Regions from separate parts of the Mus musculus genome. Here region 1 is linked to region 2. The links are chromatin loops, found by intact Hi-C in ENCODE. Cell type or tissue: heart. All regions are shown on one strand. Each heading gives the region's core, and the rest is flanking DNA. Links, peaks and the distances in the headings are about the cores only. Region 1 overlaps Adgrf5 (adhesion G protein-coupled receptor F5). Region 2 has its middle 29 kb from the start of Adgrf5.

Region 1 (6,517 bases), core at 1,529-4,028, 75 kb before region 2:
ACTGGGTTCCATCTGCCTTGAGCGTGTAAGTGCTGCAGCTAGACTCTAGGTCTGATTCTGGGTTCCCTGCAATGATATAAACACATTTTCAACAACATGTGTTGTAGTATGTATATATTTAATCTCAAACACCTTTGATCACTCAGTTTCCAGAAAAAAAAAGACACATAAAGTTTATATATATAAAAAGCCTTAATCAGCCCTAGAACTTGGCAGGTATCTACCCTCTTAGCTATTAGGTTTTTACCTCCCTATCAATAACCCCGAATTATGACTTGTGAGCTGTGGGTATAATCAAGTGTCATTAAGAGTCACTTTTATTGCTATGTTCTTTTAGTAGAACTGTATTTGGTGTTGCCCTAGGTTCTCAGGTACTTGATCACCCAAGTAGCATCAGGGATGTGTTTCATCTTACAAAGAGGGCCTTCCATTAAATCAGACGTGGTTGGTCACTCCCACAAGTTTTATGGCACCATTGCACTAGCATTCCCTGCAGGCAGGACACCGTGTTCTGAGTGGGCCTCTCTTACTCTGATTGGCCAGTCCCCATTGGACAACTCTTACCATCTCTTATCCCATGGCATCTTCCTCTTTCCTTCTGCTCCCTCTTCCTCATGGTCTCTTGCCTCTGACCCCAAGCCCAGGGACCAACCTCCCCCATCTCTGCCTATCTCTCTTCTGCCTAGCTAATAGGCTGTAGGCATCTTTATTCACCAATCAGATAACTTGGTGGAGAGGTGTTGGTTACATAGCATCACTTGAGTCTACATGCAAATTCTATATCCCTGGGGGCAACCAGGCCTTGGGGGCCAACATTTAGCATTAGAATATATAGCAAAAGAAAAAACCTCAAAAATATGGTTGTCTCACTCTAAATTAGTAGCACGTTTTTCAGTGGAACCTTCAGCTCCGTGCTTTTTCAGTTGCTCACAACTTTATAATTCCCGAATCACTGCTTCCATTCTCAGAAACATCCCACCCTCCAAGCCGTCTTTATTTCATGCCCAGGGTTCTCAAATAACCCTGTGTGTGATTTCTTTTCCTTCTCTGGTCTCCATTTTCTTCTCCACCCAACTTCACCTGCTACTGTGGCTGTCAGATGTTCTTGCAGCACTCATGCCATCCCAAAGTGAAAGTGGTGGATTCGTGTCAAAATAAACGCACTCCTTCAATGCTAGCTGATCAACAATGCTTTCCTGGCTGGTTTATCACAACTGGACACAAGGTGGAGTCGTCAGAGAAGAGGGAAACTCAATTGAGAAAATGCCTCCATAAGACCACAGTTTAAAGCATCTTCTCAATTAATGATCAAAGCGGGAGCACCCAGCCCATTGTGGGTGGTACCATCCCTGGGCTTATGGTCTTGTGTTCTTTGGAAAGCATGCCGAACAAGCCATGAGGAGCAAGCCAGTAAGCAGCACTGTCCATGGCCTCTGCATCAGCTGCTGTCTTCAGGTTCCTGCCCTACATATGTTCCTGCTCTCACTCCTTTTGATGTGGAACTGTTATGCTTTGATGATGATACTCTATGGAAGCATGAGTGAAATATGCCCTTTCTTCCTCACGTTGCTTTTGGTCATGGTGTTTTATCATAGCAGTAGTGACTCTAACTAAGGCAGGTGCATGCCTTTATTGGTTTGAGTATCATATGACCAGTGCTGTGGTTTGAATGAGAAATGTCCCTCGTAGGCTCACGTGTTTCAACACTTAGTCCCCAGTTCACATTGCTCTTTGGGAAGGTAACAAAACCTTTAGGGTGTGGGAATTTGCTAAAGGAAGCACATCACTGTGAGGTGGGCTTTACGTTTTCATAGCCTGGTCCACTTCCCATTCTCTCAGATCCCTGTGTGTGGATGAGACATTATCACTCTGCTTGCTGACTGCCAGGCCTTCTCCTTCATGGTGGACTGTGTCTGCTCTGGGACTGAAAGCCAAAATCAACCCTGGTTCTCTAGTTTGTCCTTCAGTCAGGGTATTTGATCACAACCACAGGAAAGTAGGGAGTCCAAGCAGCCTTCCTCCCTAAGTGTCTATTCAGGTCACTCCACTCATCTCCACTCTTTTTCTCTTTGACAAAATCACTTCTAACTCTCTAAGGCCTGCCCTCCGTTCATCCTTTCTTGAACCTAGCTCTTATGAGAAAGCCACACCTGCACTAAGGATCCTACAGGTTTGACACACTGTAGATGGGGAGAACGTTGCCTCTCTCTGCAGGTCAAATCTTAGTCTGCTTACATGAAAGCTGCTCTAGCCCCACCCCCTCTCATGATGCTTCTGCATTTGATACCTGAGGGCTTCCCATTCCTGTCTTGTCATTAGATCTTTGAAACTGGCCTTTGTCACCCTCTACTTTTGTCAAAAGTGTTTCCTTACGGCTAACGGCACCTTCTCTTTCCTCCATCTTGGGCTTCTCCTCATGTTGCCTCCACTGCCAGCCATCTTCTTTCAGCAGTAGCTGTGTGAGCCTCCCTTGGGGCCTTCCTTGTTTTTCCTGTTTTCATCTTCCTGGGCTTCCTTTCAAGGGCCCTCTCCTGAGCATCCTTCTTAAATGCCTATGTTGCTCCTGGTGTTATCCCCAGCCACACCCCTCCACCCCATCCTATTCCACTGTTGCTCCTCTTTGCTTCACTCCCTTGGCAACATCAGCCCCCCACCCCACCCCGAGGCTCCTGCTATGAACTGAGATTGGATGACTTCCCTCACTACTCTAAGAGGAATGATCTGGTTGGAAACTCTGAAGGCAAATTCCCAATGTTGATTTGACATCTCTGGTACCTCAAACTCAACACGTGCGATTTCTTTATTTTTCCCCAGACAGAATTCGCACATCCAGGGTTTCCTGCCAGTGCTATTGGCAGGAACCCAAATTAAAACACTTAAAGCCGCTTTAATTACCCGAACTTCCTCACATTGTGCTTCCACTCGCTTATGAAAACCCTGTCTGAGCTTACACTCCTGAAACATGGCCATCTCCAGCAGTGAAAGGTCACTCCCTACCCACCACCCCTGCCCCCCGGGCCCCGCTGTTTGTTGTCTGAACTTTGCAACTGATTACATCTGGGCTTCAATTCAGAATTAATTCTCTCTTCAACTTACTCACTGTGCCACCTGGAAGTTTCATTTTCTTTTTGTGGTTGACTTGGTTTGGGTTTTGAGACAGGGTCTCACTCTATAGCCCAAGCTTGCTTTGAAAGTGCTGTGTTGTTTTGGTTAGTGTTTTACTGCTGTGAACAGATACCATGACCAAAGCAAGTCTTATAAAAAACAATATTTACTTGGGGCTGGCCTACAGGTTCAGAGGTTCAGTCCATTATTATCAAGGTGAGAGCATGGCAGTATCCAGGCAGGCATGGCACAGGCAGAGCTGAGAGTTCTATGTCTTAATCCAAAGGCTGCTAGTGGAAGACTGACTTCCAGGCAACTAAGGTGAGGATCTTATGCCCACACCCACAGTGACACACCCATTCCAACCAGGTCACACCTATTCCAACAAGGCCACACCTCCAGATGGTGCCACTCCCTGGTCCAAGGATATACAAACCATTACATGTGTAATCTAGTCTGGCCTTTAATTTGTGATTCTCCTGCCTCAGCTTCCTGGGCTTCAAGTACAAGTAGTCGATCATGATGTCCAGTGAAAGTTTAGGTTTCTAACTTGAGCTCTGAGCATCTAATTTCCTTTCACCTTTAAATGCTTACTGTGGGTACCGAGTAAAGTCAAATGCTCTTAACACAATGTGTGCCACTGAAGGACCACAGGTTAGACATATCCCTGAGAGGCAGACACATAGAGAGAGGACCTGAAAACAGATACTGAAGATGGCAAACTTCCAGCTTATTCCTCACCCTCCTGACCTGAGACCTAAGTCTGGTATCTCAAAACAAAGACTACATGAGCTTTCTCCTCCCACTGGTACTCCCCCTTCCCCACCCCTATCCATCAGCAGGACATGCTGATGTCAATGTTGTAGGCCTATCAGACTCCCTATCTGTTAGGTTTCAAACCCAGGACTCGAATCCTAACCCTGTTAATATACAGGCACTTTCACCCCCTACTCTCAGGGACCTAGCAACAGCTTATGTCATCACCTGCCACAGTCAGGTGCGCCAGGTGCACTAGGTGTGTGCTGTGGACAAAGGGACCTGGCCACCACTCCAGGTCTTTCTCTCTGTGTGCTCCTCCTTTCTAGTCTCTGCACACAGTCAGGCTCCTTCCTTCCCTCTCTCTCTCCCTCCCTCCCTCGCTCGCTCCCTCCCTCCCTCCTCTGCCTTCTCTCTCTGTCTCCCTGTTCATGTCGATTTCTCTAGCCTTGTCTCCTGAGACAGGTGAACCCACCTGAGAGCTGTTCCCAAATAAACCTGCTTTTATGCTTTTATACTTTTAATTTGGCTTGAATTTGCTTAGCATGTGAGCCGAGAAAAGCTATTTCTTGGTGCTGAAACCCAGGTCCCTCTCAGGGTTGAAACCTAAAACTGTCTTGGTTCAAACTGACCAGCTCTAAATTGGGGAAGGAACCTTGAGAAAAGACCTTGAGAACCTCCAGCCAATGAGGAGAGACCTCCTGGGTTTTTTGGTTCCTGAGATGCTGCTTTGCTTTGCAGGAGGTCTTTCTCTCACTTTCTCTTGATTGGCCTTTCTGAGTGTGTGTGTGTGTGTGTGTGTGTGTGTGTGTGTGTGTGTGTGTGTGTGTGCTCAGCCCTCAGAAAAGCCTTTCTTCTGTCTGCCATACCTGAGATTTCTCCCGTTTCTACCCATTGCACTTGGTGTGTGTGTGTGTGTGTGTGTGTGTGTGTGTGTGTGTGTGTGTGTGTGGTGTGTGTCTTTAAATTTTTTGAATGCCAGATGAAAGGAACCTGATGCAGACCTCTAGACGACAGCAACATTTCTCACACAATAATATGTTCTAATCTATTATTCTCCTCTGAATTTGATTCTTCATTTTTCTCAAAACCCGAACCGCTTGTGGCCTTCAACTCATCCTGCAGCCCTGGCCCTGGATGCCTCTTCCTGTTGAATGTGCCTCATGCTTTTTGTTTGTTTGCTTGTTTTTGTTTTTGAGACAGGGTTTCTCTGTGTAGCCCTGTCTGTCCTGGAACTTACTCTGTAGACCATGCTGCCCTCAGACTAAGAAACCTGCCTGCCTCTGCCTCCCAAGTGCTGGGATTAAAGGCGTGTGCCACCAATGCCCAGTGTACCTCATGATTAAAGTCTGGCCTTTTTACCCAATGGACAATCCAGTGAACCATACGAAGAGAGATGTGTATAGAGAAAGACAGAACCTAGGAATATGTTGGTGATGGGTCCCATCAAAGAAAATTCAATACAGTGTGCAGGCTAAAGGGAGGGTCATCTCAGACGGGTGACTGAGAAAGACTTCAGAGAAGAGGATGTTATTCTAAGTCTTCAAAGACAACTGGGAGGTTAACAGAAATCAGGGCTGTGGTGTGAAGTGAGGCTGTCAGGGTGTGAACCTAAACCAACAATCCTCACAGAAGGGCTTAGCACTCCATGGAGCTGCTTTGGGGGCCAGCGTTTGGTGCAGGACTGGAGGGTAACAAACTATACCGGAAATCTATTGTTCTGCAGGCTGCTGCTCAACCTTGCTAGACTTAGGAAAGTCAGCAAAGGGGTCACCGGAGAGAAAGGTCCTTGAGCATCCCACGGCAGACTTCCTGGTTCCTCTGCCAGAGGGTGAGGTCTGTCACCTTCTAGAGTTGAAAGAGACATGGGAACTGTGCAAGGCCTCTCCACCATCTGGCAGCTCCTTCAGGATGCCTGTGCCCTGTTTTCCTTATAAACTAGGGAAGTGACTAAATATCCCATAGTGACATTTTTTTCAGAGTTGACTAGTTTTTTTTCAGGTCTTTCTCAGTCCTCAGAGGTCGATTCAGATGCTGCAAGTGGCATGTGTTTGGTAAACTAGAGGTGCTTGGGAAAGTATGGGTGAAAAACCTGACTTCTCGGATGATGATGATAAATATGAAAATGATGGTGATGATGATGTAGCATAGTCTATGAGCACAGAGTTTGTAATTTAAAGAGCTGCACTTTAGCTCAAAGACTTTTCTTTGTATTAGCACATAATACTATTGTTCCTTAAAAAGAAGAGGTAGCTATGGTCTCACACGGTTTCTAAGTATCCTTTTTTATCTAAACTGCTGGCAGCTCAGTCCAGAGCTGGCTCACCAGGATGAAGAACATGCTGGTCACTATAGCTAGTGAGATAAGATCAGTGGAGAGTCGTAATTTTTCTTTTTATGTTGTGACAAGAAAGACCCTTAGTGACAGCCCCTGCCCTCCACACATGTATACTCCCAAAACCGTATGGCCCAGAACGTGTGAACACACATGCCACATACATATATATGCAGAAAAGTAAACAAGTAGAAATGGGCATGTAGGAACTGAAAGAGAAATGATGGGTCTGCAGAGAAATGCATGCTGGGAACAGAGAAAAAACTGAAGCGAGTCCATAAGCGAGAGACTAGAGGTAGGAAAGCAATGAGAAGCTCCAGT
Region 2 (6,517 bases), core at 2,382-4,881:
TTGAGGTAGGTGAGGTGTTGCTCCCTAGGAATCTCAGCACTTAGAGAGAGGCAGGAGGACAAAGAGTTAACAGTTACTCCCTGCTCATCTAAAGAGTAAGATGGAAGCCAGCCTGGGCAGCAAGCATCCCTGTCTCCTAAAAGGGTGGTAGAAGAATATGAGAAGAACGAGGGAAAGAAAGGGAGAAGAAGGGGAGGAAGGGGATGGGGAATCAGTATATCATAAACACTGAGGTTTCAGCCAATGAGGGAAGATTGTATCATATACACTGAGGTTTCAGCCATAATCTATGTATGGCCATCCATCAGAAACCTCCCATGCAGGTTAACATCCTTTTGCTGGCTACCACTGTTGCTTATTACTAATAGACCTGAGTGCAAATCTGTGTGGTTAAGAGATGAGCTGAAGGGCTGCTGTGGAAAGGGACAGTAAGTGAGAGATGAAGAAGCCTGCGAGTCAGGAAGGAAGAGGAAAATCTGGATGTCCAGGAAGTGTGTATTTGGAAACTTCATGTGCAGAGGGACAAGAAAAAGAGGGTTCAAAGACAGGGGAAGAAGTGACTTGAGAAGGCCTGAGCAGCTTGTGCCCTCTAAGCCTAGTGGTTGATCTGGGCGCGCGTAGAAAGGATTGTTTTCCTTGCAGCTCCGTTGGAGCTGTTGCTATGCACATGCCCTAAGTAAGGTACAAAGGACAATAGGCAAGTCTATGGCCGGAGTTAAAGGCAGATTCCCTTAGGATGTTTTGGTGACTTTGCCTAGAAAACTGCAGCTCATTGCCAAGAGAGGTGAGGGATAGGGATACAGCTCAGTGGGTAGCTGGCTTGCCCTCTTAGCATGCATACGCCCTGGGTTCCATCCCTGGTACAGCATAAACGGGGCAGGATAAGGGCAAGCCTGGAAGTCCAAGGCTTGGAGGTGAAAGCAGAGGCACCAAAAGTTCAAGATCATAGTTCTTGAGAACATAGTTCAAGGCTAGCCTGGGATACATAAGACTCTGGAAAAACAAACACGGGCCAATGTGAGAACAGAGGCTCCTGTTCACCACTGCATAAAATCAAGGCTTCATGAAAGGTTATAGACCCAAAGTCCCCCGGGGAGGCAGGCACAGGTGCAGGTGTTATAACCAGAGACCCCAGAATTTGGTACAAGTCTTTCTGCCCGAACACACTGTATCAAAGCTCCCGATGCCCTCATTTGCATGTGTTAATATTTGTTAGCCATCAGAGCTCTTTGTCAACCTCACCCGCGCCGCCCTCTTCCAGGGAAGTGTAGGAGAGAGGAGAAAGGTCCTCTGCCAAAGCTCGCATTGTTATGTCTGTCATCGCATTCCTAGCACACAGCCAGCTAGCTGCCTGATAGGGGGGGAAGGTGTTCACACTGCTGAAAAAGCAAGTCTCTGACTTAGTGTGGCAAAGAGCAGAGAGCAGGGATTAGGAAGTAACTGATGAGAGGGGTTATCTATCCAGGGACATGTGAAGACTATTAAAAACGCACGGCGCACGTTAGAGCATCCTCAAAATGCTCTGCAAATAGCTGAATCTATGAAGACTCTGATCAAAAGAGTAGGGGAAAAAATCTTCCCGGAAAACTTTAACTACGCATCTCATTCTAGTCATTAATTCAAATTATTTGGCTGGTACACACATTCATTTGTTCCTTCCTTCCTTCCTTCCTTCCTTTCTTCCTTCAATTAGATAATACTGATTGAATACGAACAATATTCCAGACATGCCGAATGCTACGGATTAAAAAAAAAAAAAAAAGAAAAGAAAAGAAAAAAAAGAAAAAAACCACCAGCATCTAGTAACAGATGAGAAAATCCCATAGCAACAGGTACTTCATATGCCATAAAATCAGAGACCCAGGGTGCTTAGTGAGGGGTAGACTGAATGTGGGGGCATAAGAGTAAAACTAAGGCTGTAATGGGTAACTAGGGAGAAACTGAATGGGAGTACCCAGGCAGAGAGAGCAGCACAGCCAGACATAGGTGGGCAGCAGAGAGATCAGGTGATAAGGGGAGTGGCACGAAGTACAGTTTAGAGCCAGGTCGTGAGAGGTGAGGCTGGCAGAATATTATGAAGTAGAACTGGGGTCATCTGCCCTCCCCAAGGCAGGACCCTGCAAGAACGTATCCCAACCTGGATGATACACAGACTCAGTAAGTCTGGCAAAGAGATTGGGCTTGGAAGGAGTCTGCACTTCTAAGGAGCCCTTAAGTGATGCCTGATACAAATGGTCCCCGGTGCCCCTTAGGGTGGCGGCAATACAAGCAGTAGGGTTTATACATTTGATATAGTTCAGGAGAACTCCACAATCACAATGGCCTTTTCCCAAGACTCTGTAGCAGGATGTAACAGGGAATGAATGGAGAAAGACAATACCAAAGCTAAGTTCACAATGACCCATCAATCAACCAGCCAATCAATCAATAAGAGAAGCTAGCGAAAGAGTTCAGTAAGTTGGCTGGTAGTCTTTGAAGTCAGTCCAAGTACTTCCCCTCAGAGAACGGCTGGTTATAAGGGCAACGTGAAACGGTAAAGCTTAAGCACACCCCACCCAATCAGAACTTTGGGAATTGAATCTGCCTCGACTATCTCTGGGTCTCAGCTGCACCATCTTAAAGCCCACTAACATCCAGCTAAAGCGTCCAGGTAAAGGAGCCTTGTCATGCCCGCAGAGGATCTCCGTACCAAGTGGGTAAAGCCAGGCTTTCTTGCTATCATTGGGTGTGTATTTCAGGAAATCTCAGAAAGAGCAAGGAAGATCTAGAAAACAACACGGATGTCCACCAGATCCCTGAACAACATTTCTGTTTGGGGGTTTGGTTTTCATTTATAATGCACGGGCATGTAAATAAGAAACGCCTGTATTGCCGCTACCATATTCTCTATCCACCTTGGTATATTTCTCACTCCAAAACTTGAAAGTGGATTAAAACAATTATGGTCGAGGTTTGCACAGTAGGGAAAAGACAAAAGGACAAGTCAGCCCACAAATATTTCCCCCTTCATCACACAGAAGCCAAAACACATAACCTCTAACGAGAGGTTCCTCCAAAGAAAACAAGAATCAGACCTTGTGCTTCATGCACTTATATGGGTTGCTATCCTCTAGCCAAAGGCAAACAAACTCAAAACAATCAATAATACCCTCTGCCTGCCACTATTTGCCCACACAACCTTGTAAACAAGCGGATCTCTACAAGGCACAGAAGTTGAGTAGAGGCAGCCGACACCCATCCCTCTGCCTTAGAGGAGTTTGGCTTACGTCCAAGGAGACAAAAGACCACAAGAGCACCTACCTTTCTCTTCAGCAGTGGGCAGCCTCCTCAGATTTGCTTCTATGTGGACGATCTCCCCGCAGACCTCTGAGGTGAGGCGAAACTTAAAGGTGTCCCATTCATTCAGGCAACCCGAGGAGGGTAGCGTTTCGGTAGATCAGACTTTAGAGACTCCCGGGCTCACACTGGGCTTCCAGACCTCCGGGCCAGAGGTGAACTGTGGGCTGTTCCTCAGTGCAGGAAGAAACTGGGAGGCACCGTGTGGCTGGAGGTGGAGGCGGAGGCTGGGGAAGGGAAGCAATCTGGGGACTGTAATAAATGAGAAATCCTCTCCACACGATTTCCTGTATTTGGTGCCTCTTGCCTCTCGCAGGCTTCCCAGAGGGACTCAGAAATTTAAACTTGTCCTTTGGCCACTGAAAGAGGAGAGGATAAACATGCTAAGAACCATGAAACTAAGGAGAGACGGGCAACAGGCAGAGAACTCACAGCCGCTACCTTTATCTTTAACAAAGTACTTTCTTCCTGAAATTTCTCCAAGTGTTTAACTCTGCAAAAGTCAAGGGTGCCTTCGTCCTCTTCCCCTTACTTCTGGCCCTGGCCCAGACATCAGGCAACAGAGCAGCCAGTGAAAAACAGGTCAGAACAGGCTCAGAAAGAGTAGTTGCCTGCCATCAGGCAGAGACCCAAACTGCTGCTGTTTTTGGAAAGGTTCGTGATATTGGTTATTAATCTTGGGGGAAAAAATCTCCTATATTTATTAATCAATTTTGTTCCAAGGCTTGCAGAATTATTGATGATCTATGATCCATAGATTGCTGCAAGCAGGATCCTCTACATTAGTGGTTCTCAGCCTCTGCCTAGGTTTTGAATCCTTTGGGAGTCAAACAACTTTTTCACAGGTGTCTATATATGTCCTGTATATCAGATGTTTACATTGCAATTCATAACAGTAGCAAAATTTCAGTGATGAATTAACAATGAAAATATTATAGTTAAAAATTTTATAAAAAATATAAATTTTATGGATAGGGGTCACCACAACATGAGGGTCATAGCATTAGAGAGGTCGAGAACCATTGCTCTATAATACATGGAAAGCTCACTGATAGCTGAAAAGGAAAGACACGCACTCAAAAGTGTAAAAAATTCAAGGTGGCTGCCCTTGAGCATTCAGCTATGAACAGAGAGGGCAGCCTTTGTAAGCCCAGGGCTTAGTATAAGTACAGAGTCACCCATCAGGCTGGTCCCAGTTATAGAAAGACATTGGCAATTCTAAGTGAATTGACCTCAACAGGCATCAAGAAGCTTAGACTCCCCCTCATTTGTTTGTGATGTGAGGTATATCAGAAGCTGGTACCTGGACAGAAATGCTCAACCCTGAGTGTGAAGAGATACAGAATGGCAGTTAAAGTCACACCAGTCAACTCCTTGCTAATGTTGGCTTCCTCTAGCCCAGTCTCCTCGAGGCTACCAAGAAAATCACCCTCCATGTTGTTGTGTAAATAATTCATTTAATTATTACCTCTGCTTTGCTTTAGATCTATGCATATGAGGTTAGAGAGATGGATCCACAGTTCAAAGTGTTGCTGCTCCTCTAGAGAGCCCAAGTTTCTCTGGAGAGACGGAGGAAATGGTCTCCATAACGTTTATTAAAATTTTGTACTACCTTAAGAAAAGCAGCCAAATACTTCATCATGACGTAGACCAATGTCTCCCGCTTTACCTCGGGTCTCCCTTCTGTGTGTCCTGTTTAATCCTCCCTCTATTCCCTCCTTCCTGACCTCTCTTCCCTTATGGAAATTACTCTATGCAGAATGCGGATTTCCCTCTCCAGAGTCCTTCACCTCTCACAGCTCCCAGAGCAGACTCTGATACCTTGGGCCCTGGTATTGTTCCCTAGAGAACTCTGACTTTCTCCCCCACAAAGCCAGGAAGCCTTTCTATATGTGCTTGGAAGGAAAGGATTAAAGTTAGTAAGGGTGAAGGCAAGCATCAAGAGATAAGGGGGTGGGGGGAGGGAGAAATGGCCAACGGGAGATCTGGGGGGCTGGGGGAGGGACGAATAAGGAAGGGCAGCAGGATGGAGATGGTGATGGTAGGAAGAAGTGTGGGGTGGGAAAAGGTTAGAAAACATCAAGACAGGAGACAGGAAGTCAGGGACTGTCACAGGCCAGTATTTCCCAGGGGCAGAGTCAGGGCAGGCTCTTTGTGCGTCCTCTTCCAGCTGGACACCATCTTTCCTCTCTCCAGCAGGCAGAGGGAGGTGCTGGAACAAGCCACCGTGGGTGCCATTGCAGCAAAGAATTAGTCCCTGCATTTTTCTTGGACTTGGAGGCATTATTAAAGCCACATGACTGTTTGTCATTTTATGGTTTAGAACACATCACGACAGTCACCCCTGGAATTTCTAAGTATGTATTTGGGTTCCTTCCCATGGCTCTCCAGAATCAAGCGCTCCAATTGTCTGTTTACAAAGGCTGTTCTGGGCTGAGAAGCTCCACAGGAGGCTGCCTGATTAAAGTACAAGCGGCGCCGGCATGTGCAGAGGCAATCAACGTGTGTGCTCTCTGAGTAGCCGGTTTTATGCTCAGAATTGGACAATTTTAAAGGTCTCTCTCTCTCTCTCTCTCTCTCTCTCTCTCTCTCTCTCTCTCTCTGTGTGTGTGTGTGTGTGTGTGTGTGTGTGTGTGTGTGTGTGTGTGTGTGTGTGTGTCTGGTGTGCATATGTTGGGAACCTTGGTGCAGAAGCCAGAAGAGGGTCGGATCCCCTGGAGCTGGTACTACAAGCTGTTGCAAGCCAGCCAGTGTGAATGCTAAGACCTGAACTTGGGTTCTCTAGAGGAGTAGCAAGTCCTTTGAATGCTGAGCCGTCTCTCTAGCCCCATAAATGTGCATATATATAATTAAATGAATTATTTGTGTTAATAACTCTCAGCTTGGCTCCTAGTTAGTGGGTATCATTCCCATCAGAAGTGGAAGCATCAGGAAAAGCAATGGAAGACTTTGAAATGGAAGCCAAAACAGGATCATGCTGTCAACAGAATGTTGAACGGATTCTAGAAGATCTTTTAGTGGAATCTGTGTGAATCTATAAGAGCCTATCTTTTTTATTATTGTTGGTCGTTGCATAGTTATTCTTATAGAAACGAGTGGTACAGTGAACGGTTCTCATTTTAGAAATAGAAATCACTTTATTTGGTGGAGTGCAATTGATGTGCTCACTGCACAAATGTGA

Evidence for each region. A loop is a pair of places that touch in the nucleus more often than their neighbours do. Peaks named below come from ENCODE experiments on the same cell type or tissue, not always from the same donor. Only the 100,000 strongest peaks of a DNase experiment are listed, where the experiment ranks them.
Region 1: it touches region 2 in a loop (2.1-fold over the local background); 2 of 42 quality-filtered maps call a loop at or near these places.

Annotation. Positions count from the first base shown.
Region 1 is chr17:43,431,065-43,437,581 of GRCm38, reverse strand. It overlaps Adgrf5 (adhesion G protein-coupled receptor F5), which reads right to left. Exons shown (of 21, transcript NM_001081178.1): 11 at 1-66. Among named protein-coding and RNA genes, the nearest start is that of Gm25135, 20 kb to the left of the region's middle. In heart, for the core only: no CTCF peak of the experiment used is centred there; a DNase peak (open chromatin) is centred at 2,951.
Region 2 is chr17:43,357,380-43,363,896 of GRCm38, reverse strand. It overlaps a transcript of Adgrf5 not described here. Among named protein-coding and RNA genes, the nearest start is that of Adgrf5, 29 kb to the left of the region's middle. In heart, for the core only: a CTCF peak has its summit at 3,548; a DNase peak (open chromatin) is centred at 3,486; H3K4me3 peaks cover 1,487 bases; H3K27ac peaks cover 1,574 bases.